2 separate regions of the Homo sapiens genome follow, and region 2 is linked to region 1. The links are chromatin contacts, found by Hi-C in ENCODE. All regions are on one chromosome and are shown on one strand. The core of a region is the stretch at or near the end of the contact, and the rest is flanking DNA. Distances in the headings are between cores, read along the strand shown. Region 1 holds the start of SLC39A12-AS1 (SLC39A12 antisense RNA 1). Region 2 has its middle 50 kb from the start of SLC39A12-AS1.

Evidence for each region. A loop is a pair of places that touch in the nucleus more often than their neighbours do. Pooled maps may share reads with other maps.
Region 2: a loop to region 1 is called in a map with no recorded cell type, with 2.3 times the contacts of the local background. The contact joins the enhancer-like site here to the promoter of SLC39A12-AS1 in region 1. A Hi-C loop is called at or near these places in 2 of 168 maps with a recorded cell type or tissue (chondrocyte and heart right ventricle), 1 of 37 single-sample maps with no recorded cell type and 1 of 50 pooled maps.

What each region holds. Positions count from the first base shown.
Region 1 is chr10:18,009,146-18,012,093 of GRCh38, reverse strand. SLC39A12-AS1 (SLC39A12 antisense RNA 1) reads left to right here and starts at 1,532. Exons shown (of 5, transcript NR_038419.1): 1 at 1,532-1,565; 2 at 2,341-2,429. The region is part of intron 12 of SLC39A12 (solute carrier family 39 member 12); the gene reads right to left.
Region 2 is chr10:18,058,796-18,061,878 of GRCh38, reverse strand. No RefSeq gene overlaps it. Among named protein-coding and RNA genes, the nearest start is that of SLC39A12-AS1, 50 kb to the right of the region's middle. Within about 2 kb of position 1,483, at least 3 of the 41 ENCODE cell types and tissues checked have a DNase peak (open chromatin) inside an H3K27ac peak, as active enhancers do.

The DNA.
Region 1 (2,948 bases), core at 283-2,782:
TTCCCACTGTTTTGAATTTAGGTCTTTTTCAACTAGTATTTATGTTCAATAAACAACTTAACATAGCTGTTTTAACCTTCCTTGTTATTCAAGAAAGCAAAGACCACAGCTCTCAACTTATATGGGATAGCCAACCCGGAGGCTATTCTCAAGGTTGTTTTAAAATCTTCAGCTTTAAAAATTTTATTTGCTGAATAATTCAAATACAGAATCTTATATGTCTATCACTTCCCAGTGGGATCTTCTCAAGGCAATTCATGAAGCAGTTTGCAGAAGATAAATTACATTTTTTTGAAAACTGTGAGTTATAAGATAAAGAGCACATCACTGTCACACGCAATTAGGAGAGACTAAGATGTTACCTGCTTTAAACTTGTATTTAACAATTCTCTTCTCCTTTTTTTCCTTAGGGGAAGTGATTCAGTTAGACAAATTCTTAGTCGTAAAGCTCAGCAAAGACAGATGTCAGCCAGCTTTAGTTCAGTTGAACAATGTGGGGGTTAGGATGCTGATCCCTGCACAGTTGAAAATTCATGTATAACTTTTGACTCTCCCAAAACTTAACGACTTATAGCCTACTGCTGGCCAGAAGCCTAACCAATAACACAATTAACACATATTTTATATGCTCTGTGTATTATATACAGTATTCTTACAATAAAGTAAGCTAGAGAAAAGAAAATGTTATTAAGAAAGTCATAAGGGGGATGAGTGCAGTGGCTCATGCCTGTAATCCCAGCATTTTGGGAAGCTGAGGCAGGTGGATCACTTGAGGCCAGGAGTTCCAGACCAGCCTGGCCAACATGGCGAAACCCCATCTCTACTAAAAGCATAAAAATAAGCGGGCATGGGGGCACATGTTTGCAATCCCAGCTACTCCAGAGGCTGAGGCAGGATAATTGCTTGAACCTGGGAGGCAGAGGCTGCAGTAAGTTGAGATCGCGCCACTGCACTCCAGCCTGAGCGACAGAGTGAGACTCTGTCTCAAAAAAAGAAAGGAAGGAAGGAAGGAAGGGAGGAAATACCTGGAGGGGGCGCCTGGGCTTTGTATTATTTTGTTTTGGGAAAGAAAAGAAAGAAGAAAAGAGAAACGAAATGAAAAGAAAATAAAATCATAAAGAGGAGAAATACATTTACTATTAGTTAAGTAGAAGTGGACAATCATATAGGTCTTCATCCTCATCTTCACATTGAAGGGACGGAGGAGGAGGAGGAACGGTTGGTCTTGCTGTCTCAGAGGTGGCAGAGGTGGAAGAAAATCTGAGTATAAGTGAACCCATGCAGTTCAAACCCATGTTGTTCTAGGGCCAACTGCATTTTTAAAATAACTGCTTTGGAAGATCTGTGTGTATGTGTGTGTATGATCTGAGAAATTAGTTAGAAGAAAAGAGGAACGAGGAGTAGAAAAATACCAGCATTTCTGATGGTCAGTTTCTTTTAATTATAGAGAGAATTCAGCGTTCACCAAAGTTGGCTTAATTACTCATTTTCTCAGTAGAAAATTTCTAAGTGTGGGGTTTGACTGATTTTTACAGAAAGAGAATAGAAGTCTTTCAAATTTGTGGGTAAGAATGATTCACCCTTCTTGCTTTTGTTAAGAAATAATTGTGAATGTTAAATTACATTAATTTTGCTGCCTGAATTGAGTTTTGAATGCTTGCTATTTCTTTCTCAGCCAAAGGATATTTAAAATGATGCCAATGGAACTCATTGATTTTAACTACAATATTTGTTGAAAACAAATACGTATATCAAGGTTACTTCATATGTCTTTTTCAAACAAAATCTCTTCCTGTGGGTGGATGTTTAACAGAAATTACACTTAGGTATTGCCAAACTTCAAAGAAAGGAAGACTTACTCATCTTTTGGATGGAGAAAGGATTCATTTACCAGACCTGACTTGGTGATTGCAGATCTTTGACTGAATTGCCTCGGAGTCTAGATTTCTCTGATAAAGAAAGACTCATTCAAACTCAGTAAATCACAAGAAAAAGAAAGAAAAATGGGGAGGAGGGAATGGGATCAATATTCTAAAAGTCTAGGATTCTAGTTTAGTTTAATTTTATAGTTATATGATGAAGAAGAGAGGAGAAGCCTGGCTAGAAAGGTGGATGTTTGTCACTCAATTAATGTTTTTTTGCTTTTACCCAATTCATGTTCTTGAAGCTGCTACATTTACTGACCTACAATAAGTGTAGAGAGGATGAACTATATTGATAATCCTGTTTATTGACCAGATTGAATACTCAGGTTTGATTTTTGCATTTTTGGATATGTTTTAAAGGTAGAAGATCTTAAATTCATATTCAAAATACCTTTTATCCTGCCTTTCACTTAAGGAAAATTATCTGGAAATTGAAAGTCCTCCAGGCAAAGGTCTGGCTGTGATATTACTTCTGGGCGACACTTCTCACAAGAGGGAAGATAAGTAAATTGCTCTGACTGCTTTTTATTCTTGAGGTTCCTGCTCCCCCCAATCCCCTGCCTGCAAAGTTATTAGATAAGTAAAATAAGGTTGAAGAAACATAAGGGATAGTCTTGGAGAGGAAATGAAGTTTTTAAAGAGCATCCAAAAAACGTGAGGGTGGGGGAAGAGATCTAGAACCCTATATGGTGAGGGAGGTTGATGGGGGAAGAGGGTTTGAAATTGGATATTTCCCCTATTCCAATTCATTTGCCTTGGATACACCTGGAGGGGGCACCTGGGCTATGTTTTATTTTGTTTTGGCATGAATTGGACAGGTACTTCCTTCTCCATTAGCTCCCTCCCTAAGTTACAGCTCCTCCATCAGCTTGGGTTCTATTAATGTACTAAATTCCTGGGCAGTTGTCCAGTTCCCCCCATTGTAGGGACATCTCTAGTTACATCTACAGTGATAGCCCCTTGAGGTTTCTATAGTCCTGTTGCTATGGAAACACCATTTTGGCAGGATCTAAAAACCCTAGG
Region 2 (3,083 bases), core at 234-2,733, 50 kb before region 1:
TTTTTTTGAGACAGAGTCTCACTCAGTCACCCAGGCTAGAGTGCAGTGGCACCACCTCAGCTCACTGCAACCGCCGCCTCCCAGGTTCAAGCGATTCCCCTGCCTCAGCCTTCCGAGTACTTGGGATTACAGGCGCCAGCCTCCACGCCCAGCTAATTTTTGTATTTTTTGTAGAGGCGAGGTTTCACCATGTTAGTCAGGCTGATCTCACACTCCTGACCTCAGGTGATCCACCTGCCTCGGCTTCCCCAAGTGCTGGGATTACAGGCATGAGCCACCGTGCCCGGCCACAAGCATGGCTATCTATTGTTCCATTCACAGAATGGAATCGGACAGCCCCACTCCCCCTGTTCCTTCAACTTTACGTGTTGAAGAGTCCTAAATTATAGGGCAGAAGGAAGGGGCCCATGCTAGATGTCTGCAAATGAAGAGATGTGAGAGAAGAATGGGATTTTAGTCTTATTTAAACAGCGGCAGTTCAACCTGGCGGAGTGGGAGGATGCTGGAGCGAAGACGCTACCTCTTTCTTTGTTTTTCTACATTCAGAGGGCCTTAGTTTTTAAATTTTTAAAATTTCAATTTTTAATGTTTATGGATACATAGTTATACATATTTATGGGATGCTTATGACATTTTGATACAAGCATACAATGTGTAATAATCAATTTTAAGTCATTGGGTTATCCATCAGCTCAAGCATTTATCATTACTTTGTGTTAGGAATATTCAAAATGTACTTGTTATTTTGAAATAAACCAAAATTTTTATTGAGCTTTTGAACACTGTATTTTATTCTATCTAACTATATTTTTGTACCTATTATCCAACCCCTCTTTATCCCTCCTCCCCACTACTCTTACAGTCAGAAATTCTTTTTGCTTTTTTTTTTTTTGAGACGGAGTCTCGCTCTGTCTCCCAGGCTGGAGCGCAGTGGCATGATCTCAGCTCACTGCAACCTCTGCCTTCCCAGGTTCAAGCAATTCTTCTGCCTCAGCCTCCTGAGTAGCTGGGACTACAGGCACGCACCACCGTGCCTGGCAAATTTTTGTATTTTTAGTTGAGACGGGGTTTCACCATATTGGCCAAGCTGGTCTTGAACTGCTGACCTCCTGATCTGCCCGCCTCAGCCTCCCAAAGTGCTGGGATTACAGGCGTGAGCCACTGCGCCTGGCCCAGAAATTCTTAAATCCCTCCAGTCAGGAGTGGAAAAGAATTGGGTGGTTTTGAGTCAGCCCTGACCAGACAATGGCAGCCATGGGCCCAGGTTTAGCCTGAGAAAGGCCAAGTATGGGCCCCGCTACCCTCAGCGGGTTGACTTTTCTGTTTGCTTTTCCTCACAATAGATTCATTGCAATGGGAGACTCGAGCTGTCACCATAAAATACTAACACGAGGCAGGGCCTACTGCAGCGTTAACCTTATCTGAGAGGCATTATGCGATCAAGGGAGGCTTGGCAACCTTCCTGCGCTCTGCTCCGCAGAGCAGGCTGAAGTGCTGATTTTCGCTTCTCCAGCTCATTTTGACTCAGCTAAATGAAGGAATAGCAAACACAATGTCAGTGTGATGACTGAAAGGACACAAACCAGATACGGGCTCGCTAAGTTAAGTACATTCAAAGGAGAAATATTTATATTTTACATTTTAAATAGTTCCCGAGAGTTGCACAATATGTTTTCCATCTCACTTGTGTTTAAGAACTTATCGTACATGAAAAGCAAAGCAGCCCTCTCAAGCTGTGGATTCAAATGATAGTGATTTTCTTATCGTATAGATCAAAATAACAGACTCAGAACACGAACAGAGCTTTCTGTGCAAAGACACGGAACACAGATCACTCAGAAGACAAGGTAAACGATTGCGCTAATTTTGAGCCTACGTTCTGTCGTGAGGCCTGGCTCTTTGGATACAAGCTGCTGAAAGGTAACATATGTCCCCACACTTCTCCTGCATAATCATGAAATGCAAATACACATTTTCTGGAACGTGTTTCCTGAGACTCTGGGGGAATGATATCCAGATTTGGGCAAAGGGGGAATGAGGAACAATCTGGGACTCTCACAGAGGGAAGGAGAAAGGCAGGAACATTTTTAATAAAAAGCTTGACCTACACCATACAGTGTGAAGGGAAATGAGGTTGTTTTGAACGGCAAGCCTCTTGAGAGAGAATGGCCATTTTTCAAGGCCACTGCGTGACCAGGAAGAGGAAAGGGCCCTGTGTCGTTGGATTGCTCTCTGTAGAAACAAAGGACCACCCAAGCAAATGAAGGGAGAGAGAGAACTGGATGTTAGGGGATTGAAAGAAATTATTATCAGAGGAAAGGAGGGAAAGAGGTAACATGCAGAACAACGCAACAGTGAGTCACACCCCTCATTTCCATCACGGGGTGCATCCATGGAAAATACCAGTACAGTTCGCTATGACACTTAAGTGTAGGGGCTGCAGGAGTCAGCCTGCCGGGGTTGGGTCCCAACCTCACTACTTTCTAGCTGTGGGACTTGGCTGAGTTCCCTAATCTCTGTGATTAAGTAAACGTAATCTCTGTGATTAAGTAAATGGAGGAAATATGAGTATTGACCTTTTTTCGCTTTAAGAAACATATAGCACTTATTGTATGCCAGAAATGATTCTAAGTACTTAAAAGTATGTCACTTAACAAGGGGGATATATTCTGAGAAATCCATCAGTAGGCAATTTCGTGGTTGTGTGAACATCATAGCATGTGCTTACACAAACCTAGATGGTGCGGCCTACGACACACCTGGGCTAGATAGCACAGACTATTGCTCCAAAGCTACAACCTGCACAGCATGTGACTGTACTCAATTCTGTAGCAACTGTAACACAATGATAAGTATTCGTGTATCTAAACATATCTCAGCATAGAAAACGTGTGGTGATAATATGGTATAGAGGATTTTTTTTTTTTTTCCTAAGAGTCTCGGTCTGTCTCCAAGGCTGGAGTGCAGTGGCGAGATCTCAGCACACTGCAACCTCTGCTTCCCGGTTCAAGCAATTCTCCTGCCTCAGCCTCCTGAGTAGTTGGAACTACAGGCGCCCACCACCACACTTGGCTAATTTTTGT